Linked DNA regions of Mus musculus: region 1 is linked to region 2. A link is a contact called in ENCODE Hi-C or POLR2A ChIA-PET data. All regions are on one chromosome and are shown on one strand. The core of a region is the stretch at or near the end of the contact, and the rest is flanking DNA. Distances in the headings are between cores, read along the strand shown. Region 1 holds the start of Psma5 (proteasome subunit alpha 5). Region 2 holds the start of Atxn7l2 (ataxin 7-like 2).

Region 1 (3,819 bases), core at 427-2,926, 46 kb after region 2:
GAATTTGGGAGGCTGAGACAGGAAAATGGCCTGGAGTTCTAGGACAACCTAAGCTACATGGTTTCAAGGCGGAGTAGGCTAAAAGTAAGTACTTTCACTAAAAGCAAAACAGAGAACTAGCTTTCCCTTTCAGACAAATATGGCTCATTACACGGCCTCTCCCTCCCTCCTATTCCTTCTCCTTCATGAAGGTATAATTGACAAACAGTAGTTGCTTACATTTACATTATAAAAAATGATGTTTAAAAATATTACTTTTGAGACAGGGTCTCTCTACATAGCCCTGGCTAGCCTGGAACTCACTTGGTATACCAGGCTGGTCTTGAACTTAGAGATTCCCTGCCTCCTGAGTGCTGGGATTAAAGGAACTATCACACCCAACCCAGAATGGTATTTTTAAAAAGACTTTTCAATGTGTGTGTGTGTGTGTGTGTGTGTTTGTGTGTGTGTGTTATGTGTGACACATATATAGGGGCCAGCAGAGAGCAGAAAAAGGCAGTGGATCCCCTAGAGCTAGAATAAAGGGTAGTTATGTGCAGCCTGACTAGGACGCTGAGAACCAAATGTGGGCATCTAGAAGGGAATCAGGTGCTAAGCTATCTCTCCAGCCACCAGAATTATGTTTTGATATAGGTATATATCACGATTAAGTTAACTTTCACTAACATTTGCCTTTTTTGGTAGTGATTAAAATCTACCTTCTTAGAAAAATTTCAAGTGTAAGATATTAACTCTAGTCATCCTGGTGTATCATATATCTCCATTAGGTATTAATCTTACCTGAAACTTTGTACTCTGACCACCTCACACCCCACCCCCGCCAAGCCTGGGCAGAGGTTCATGCATGCTATGAAAGTACTCTGTCACCGAGTTACATTCCTAGAGAGTCAGGACTTCTTCTTTTTTTTTTTGTTTTTTTTGTTTGTTTTTAAAGATTTATTTATTTATTTTATGTAAGTACATCGTAGCTGTCTTCAGACACACCAGAAGAGGAAGTCAGATCTCATTCAGGATGGTTGTGAGCCACCATGTGGTTGCTGGGATTTGAACTCAGGACCTTCTGAAGAACAGCCAGTGCTCTTAACCCCTGAGCCATCTCTCCAGCCCGAGTCAGGACTTCTTAACCACCTAACTTTCTTTGATAAATGATTCATTTACAATGTTTCTTAAAAAAAAAAAAAGCTCAAGTTGCTCTTCTACCCTTAGGAAGAGAAAACAAGAAGCACATACACAAATTAAGGTCCTTAAAAGCAGTGACTAATCTGAAGCTCCGATACTGAACTCCAGGTCTGGGTCTGAAACTTGGATAGTTAGGGTGGTGGTGGTGATGTGTACGAATCCAGGAAAGACTTGATAAAATAATCGTACCTATGCAAGAAATTGAAAAACGTTCTTGCTGATTAGAACCTATCAACTTTTAAAACTTTTTTTTTCAACAAGCCCGGCTGGCAGAACTGCCGGGCACGCTGGTAGAGGCGCACACATTTCTCTACCCAAGTCAAAAAGTCCTCAGCAAACCTAGTTCCGGCTGCCACCGAGCCGGGAAGACAGCGAAGAGCTGGGCAGGCGAGCGCGAAGTAAGAGACCGGTGTCCCCCGGCTGCATTTACGCGAGCTGGCGAGACTTACGTCACGATTCCGACAACCCAGTCATCAGGCCAAGTCTTGCAGCCATCCAAAGCGCGGCGTGCTCACTCCTCGACGACGAGGTTCACTCTCACCGGTTGCCTCGAGTCCCAGCGCCCGTAGCAACCAAGGGTGACGGAAAGCGGAAGTGCTCTCTAGTTCCGCCTCCCTGTTAACCCAGGTCCGGTGAAGAAGCTTGTCAAGTCCAATCATCGCGGCGAGAATATCAATCAGCCAATAAAAGGGAAGCACGGGAGGGCGGGCTAAAAAGGTCGCGTGCGCACGCGCAGACGGCTGCAGGGTCCTTGGTGCTGTGGCGGTGTGGTTGATTAGGGTGCTGCTTTCAATCGTGTGGCCTTTGGGAACCCCGCGTAGCCACTGCCGCCTCCTTCTGTCCTCGCCATGTTCCTCACTCGGTCCGAGTACGACAGGTTCGTACGGCGGGAAGCAGCAGGGTCGAAATTTGGGTGGGCGGGCCTGGGGCCCGCGCCGCGGCCTGGGTTCTGCAGTGTCATGGGGCGCCCGGAGAACCTAAGTCTGGCGGGACCCGGGGAATCTGGTTCCCGAGGCGCCCGGCGAGATTCCCCAAGCTACACTGCAGCGGACCCGTTGCACTTGTCCCGCTGAGTCACCGCTAATCCTGACTCCCCGCGGAAGCGAGAGGCTGGGGCTGCTTGGGGCAGGCGGCGGAGAGGGATCGGGACCTTTAACCTGGAGTAGATTAGGGGGACACCAGCCTTGCGTCCGTCTTTTCAACCTAAGTCTGACTGCTTAGGAAAAAGAAAAGTGAAAGGAGTTTCCTTGAATAGAAGCTACCAGAGACTATTGGATGAGTTTGTAGGAATCCGTCCTGTGCTGTACATTTTAATCTTTTTTGAAGAGCGAAGGCAGTTTTCAGCTATGCTCGGATAAATATATTGCCTACAATCTGGTTTTGTGGGAACTTGAATGTACAGTGGTTCTCAGAAGAGTTTTAATACACTGATTCCATTTGACCAAAGTGTGTGTATGTGAGAGGAGGTTTGAAAGCAAGTTAATTTTAGTGTTGTGTTGAAAGCTAAATGTTTTGTAAAGTCAAAGCTGTGTGGTTGTGTTTATTAAAAGAGCAGACAACCTAAAAACTTTCAAGTCTCGAAAATGCTAACTAATACTGTCATAAATGCTGTAGATACTGTAACTTTCAGTTTCTGTTTTGAGCAGTTTTGCAAACCACTGGGTTCCTTTAAAAGTTAGGGAAAGCAGACATTTTCTTAGTTCCAGGTTACCACTGAGAAATTACTTTTCTTGGCAAGTATGTATTGAGCCTGTCAAAATATATATATGTCATTCCAGGTGCCACAATTTTGACAGGCTCAATACATACTTATATATACACATATATACATACATATTAATCTCCATCCTTTTGCTGACTCAGAAAATATCGGTGAAGTTTTAAAACTATTTCCTGTTGTCAAGTAAAATGGTCGTTAACACTTGGCTTCCAGAGTATTGAAGAGAGTCATCTTTAGGTGATAAAATGTTAAGAAAATTGTGATCCTCATCTGAAAGGCTTTACTGAGCTTTGCCCATTTATTTATATGAACTAGTTGCTTTGTGGATTTTTTTCTTTTGTATTTGCTAAGACTAAATAAAGCCCAGGCCTCTATTTAGCTAATGTTCTTGAGCGTTGGCTGTGTTCAAGAAGCACTGTTTAGGGAGCTGGTTTTACAGCAGTGAGCAGAATCAAGATCTCTACCCTCCTGTTTGCAACAGTAACTGTAATGTGAGACAGAAATGTATTGATGTTACTAGAGGAATCTAAGGCAGCACTGGACGTTCTGATGAGAGGCTGCATTCATTGTTGGAGGTTGGGGAAAGCTTCACAAAGAAGCTGATAATTCAGATAGGTCCAGGGAAAGTAGGATTTCTAGTAAACCAAGACCATGAGAACGAACAGATAATAAAGGATGAACAAGGGGGACCAGTGAGGAAAAGGCATAACACATTTGGAAAAGTCCAGGCTGGTTACCACATATGTATGATGCATGTTATGGGACAAGTAGGTGCTATGGAAAAAACAGGATGGTGCCAGATACTGATGGTTCAATAGACTTAGAATTTGGACCTCACTCTGTAGGCACTGTGTGCTATCAGTTGGGGGTGTCCATGTACCATATACATGCCTGGTGTCCTTTGAGGCCAGAGGGTGTTG
Region 2 (4,345 bases), core at 1,554-4,053:
TAAGATTGAGCCTTTCAAGAGTCAAAATTCTAGACCACGCTTCTTGAGCCTCTTAACTTCACTTGATGCTAGAAGCTTGTTCCAACAATAATCCCGACACCTCCAACACTCAAGCTGTCCCCAGCACCATCTTCCTTTAGCCCATATGACCTCCAGACTGACAATGTCCTAAGAGGTCCATGTTCCACCATCCCACCCACCCGCCCGCCCCCTTATCGCCTCCCTAGGGTGCCCCTCACCGCAATGCTTCTGGAAGGCTTGGGGCTTCACCACCTGGCTGCAGTGGTTACATACAACCAAATAGAAGTCATCATGGGCAGGGCAGTGCCCGAAGATGGACATGTCTGCAACGACAGAACCCTTTATCACTCGGGTCAAATTCTCCGGATTTCCCTAGCTCAAGGAACACTCTCAACGCCACCACTTAGAAGACGCTCAGCCTTCCAACTGATAGTTCTGCTGGACGCTCCCAGCCTCCCCAGTCCATCTGACCAGACCCAAAGTGTATGGGCTTTCCTGTATGTGGGCACCAACCACACGTGATTAGGATCACCACCAGCAGGTCCCAGGGGCCAGGACAACTGACTGACTCAGACTTATCAAAAGGAGGTTTCTTCCCCCAGCAGTCCCGCTGCTGCTTCAAGCTCCTTCCTCCAGTGGGAGAGGGAAAGCTTGGTCCACGTTCCCGACACCCAGCCTCTGTGCAGGACTCCCACCTTCTTTAATGAGGGTCATGGCGTCAAGTTTCTTCGTGTTTTTGCTGTTCTCCTCTAGTTCAGCCCCTGGAGGAGAAGCACAGTTGAGGATGCCCACCCGAGTCCCAGAACCCAGCAGGGCCTGCAGCCCAATGGTATGAAGCCCACATTCCCAGACAAGCACTCAGAATTCCTGAAGACACTTTCCACGGGTCACTCACAAATGCCTATGATGACCCCATTAAGGATCACAGTGACCCTTCACTCCCGGGTACAGTACAGAGTTAGTTCCACGGCTGACTAGATGGGCCACTATGGGTAAATGTCTCTTTTCTGGGCCTTGCTTCCCCCATTTAAAAGGGAAATGGTTCTAAAATTTTTCTACAGGTCCCTTTTGAGACTGCTCGCATGGGTCCTTTCTTCTACTCTGTGGCATCCCAGACAAATGCCCTCCCAGATCCCCACCCCCATAAACTCATTTTGCTCCACCCAAGTTACCATAGTATCATCAAAGTTACACTCAGCTTCTCAGGTCCTGCACTGATAGGATGGCCATAGAGTAGAAAAACTGTTGTCTTTGGACCCTTTGGCATCTTCAAAGTCTCCTTGATCAGCTACGCAAGCCCCTCCCCTTCTTAGGGGGGCTTTGTCCAGGGGTTGCCCTTGTACCTCAGTTTCTGGGTTAATGACAAAAACATCTTAGCTGTGCAAAGCAGCTCTTTCCCCATCCCCCTACCTCACTCCTCGCCCCCCTCCTCTAAGCCCCCTCCCTGTCCCTTGGGGTGGGGGTGGGGGGATCAATTCTGAGTCACCAAATCTGAGTCCATTTCCAGTTCTCAGTGCACCTAGACCCAGCGAGGGCCCCATCTTAGCCCACTCAGCATGGGGGCAGTCCAAGGGTGGCCTGTATGCCCATCTAGGATGACTCTCTAATGCTCACTAACAGAGTGGCCCCTTTCTAGGATGAGAAGATTATTGGCAATCATAATACCCAGATGTAAGTGGTAGTGGGTTAGGCATGCAAAAGATAAGGGGCAGCTCCCACTCTTTTAAGTCCCTTAAATTCAAGTGTGGGGAATGACAGAACAGAGCTGTAAGTCAGAGGTCTCAAAAGAGAACAAGTGGCATTAGAGACCGCTCCATGAGATCTCCTCCTCCACCTCTTCTCACTTGCAAACTTCTTCAGGGGTGTGATGCTTGTTGTCACCCCGAAAGGCCACGAGGCCAGGTGCTCCCTGGGGCCCAGGAGACAAAGATCAGAAGGGGCTGCAGGCCTGCTCACCAAAGACACTCAAGGGCCTACAGAAAATAGGGGTCAAGGAAGAGAGCCAAGGGGCAGGACAAGAGGCCCAGGAAAGGATGGAGGCTTGGAGTCATGTATGGATGGACTGATAGAGGGAGGTCGGGAGGATGGATGGATGGATGGATGGAGGATGGATGAACTAAAGCAGAGGGGGCGGGGGTTCGGGAAAACTGAGCAGACAGGGAGACGTTGAAAGAAGCTAAGGTGCGGGGCAAAAGGCGAAGAATCAAGTGGGTGGGGAGGGGGGCACAGAAGTGGGGTGCGTGGGAAACACGTGGAGAGGACTGTTGCAGATGGGTAGAGCCGGAGCAGGTGCAGAACCGAAAAAAGCTGGAGGACGGCTCACGAGAAGAAAGATAAAGGCAAGTAAAGTGGGGGGCAGGTACTGTACACCCGCAGAGACAGAGGTGGGCAGGGTGGGCTGCGAGCGATACGCCGGCGCTAGGACCCGGAGGCGCGAAGGTGTCTGAGCAGGCGGGCACTAGGACCCGGCGGGTCCTTTGTTTGGGGGGCCGGGGAGCCGGACGGCGGCTCTAGTCGGCGGCTCCCCTCAGCTGGAGGGGGCCCTGGGGGGGAGGGGAGATAGTGATGGGGTCCCCGGATTCTAATGTGTCTGTACTCACCGTCTGCCGCAGGCAGGTCGGCCCGCTCCACCCACGAGCTCCAGCTCTGTCCCGCGAAGTCATCGAGACTCGGCACTCGCCGCTCCAGAGCGGCCATTGCTGCCACCGCGCGTTCACGCACCGCCATCACCGCCGCGGACGCGCGCCCGCCCTGGCGCCGCCGCCGCGCGGCCCCCTCCCCCCACCCTCCGACCGGGGGCACGCCTCCCTCTCCCCCTACCTTGCCAGTTCACTCTCTGCGCAAGCGCAGCTCGTGCCTCCTGCCACTACCTCACTCTCAACACAGCTTTCTGGGAAGTGTAGTTGCGGAGGGGTGGCGATGCTTACGGAGCTAGCCGAGGGATCCCTTCCGAAATGCACAATCGCACGCGGGGAAGGAGAGATCAAAGCCTCGGGATATCCTCTTTCAACCCCTCCGTACACGTCCTTTGTGCCACTAGTTCACTCTCCCAAACTTACTGCGCATACCCGAGCCCCAAACCTCTTTCTGCCCAAGATACTCTTCTAAAGCCGTGCATCCGCCAGCTGGCTGGCGCCCCTTCCTGGGCTGGCGGCCACGAAGCGCCTCTGCACCCCTGTAGATCGAATAGGGTAGGTGCAAGGAGGTGGGCGCAGTGAATCAGAAGGGCAAGGGGAGGGAGTGTGCAGGACGTGCTGAAGGACACAGGGCTTGGGGTGGGGGAGGGCCACAGCTCCTGTGCTGTTCCTCTATGGGAAACGCACGCTGCCTTGATGCAGAACGGAGGTTTGGAGTACTGTGTCTTAGGTTTGGGAGGACCTGGCTGAGCTTGCTAAGATCACCTGTCAGTATGACAGAAGGCTATCGCCGATCCAGAACCAGCCCCAGAACTAGGGTAGCCCCAAGGCTGCTGGTGTTTGCAGTGTCTCTGCTGATCGTCTCTCTCCTCCTGGGAACTACAATCGATAACCTGCACCGCCTCTTCCCAAATCCTGGCTGGACCCTGACTCCATTCATCATTTTGGCTTCTTTTTCTAGTGAATCTTTTCACCGCTGGAAAAGCTGCTATTGAAGCCTTGGCATAGGGAGGTTTCTCATATCTATCTTTTCTTTTCTTTCTTTCTTTCTTTCTTTCTTTCTTTCTTTCTTTCTTTCTTTCTTTTTTTCTGCTAAGGTCCAGAAAGTACCTTAATCACCCACCTTCTCAGCTGATAATATTTCTTCCCACCCTCACAGAAGAGACAAAAATCTACCTTCATCTCCGTCCCCATTCTCATTGGAAATTAAATATTAATCCTCTTTTTCTTTGACTACCTCACCCATCACGCCATATTGCATCCCTTTGCCTAAAATGAAGCCAAGTTTGGGAGCAATTAAGTCAAGGTCTGTGACTTTCTGCCTCCCATATAAGAGCAGTTTAACTACATAAAGAATAACATCTGAGGGCAGAAGTTCTAAACCTAAGACCCACCCAGAGGTGGTCCCTAAGAGGCCCAGAAACCTGATGAGACTAAATGTAAAACTGTGCCCAAGTACATTTTTCTAGAGAATGTAAATGTGACATGTGACTGTCTGAGGAGATGGATAGGTGTGAGTTTGTGCAGCGTGAACACTACAGTGAGAAGAGGGAAGCATATGGCCCTCGATTTGTCCTTTGGGTCACAGATGGTAGGAGAGCAAACGGAGGCAGCATTGTGGAAGCCACTGTCTTTTGCCTTTTGAGTTTGGTCCAAGTTTGCTAATGAGTCTTGGTTTCTTTGGAGTA

Evidence for each region. A loop is a pair of places that touch in the nucleus more often than their neighbours do. ChIA-PET counts read pairs that join two places held with the same protein, here RNA polymerase II (POLR2A).
Region 1: a loop to region 2 is called in a map of left cerebral cortex, with 5 times the contacts of the local background. The contact joins the promoter of Psma5 here to the promoter of Atxn7l2 in region 2. A Hi-C loop is called at or near these places in 14 of 37 maps with a recorded cell type or tissue (adrenal gland, gastrocnemius, heart and 2 more). POLR2A ChIA-PET finds 5 or more read pairs at or near these places in 4 of 5 experiments (Patski and embryonic stem cell).

The regions. Positions count from the first base shown.
Region 1 is chr3:108,255,250-108,259,068 of GRCm38, forward strand. Psma5 (proteasome subunit alpha 5) reads left to right here and starts at 1,677. Exons shown (of 9, transcript NM_011967.3): 1 at 1,677-2,056. The coding sequence starts at 2,028.
Region 2 is chr3:108,207,724-108,212,068 of GRCm38, forward strand. Atxn7l2 (ataxin 7-like 2) reads right to left here and starts at 2,804. Exons shown (of 11, transcript NM_001289545.1): 1 at 2,622-2,804; 2 at 717-782; 3 at 240-344. The coding sequence starts at 2,748. It also overlaps a transcript of Sypl2 not described here.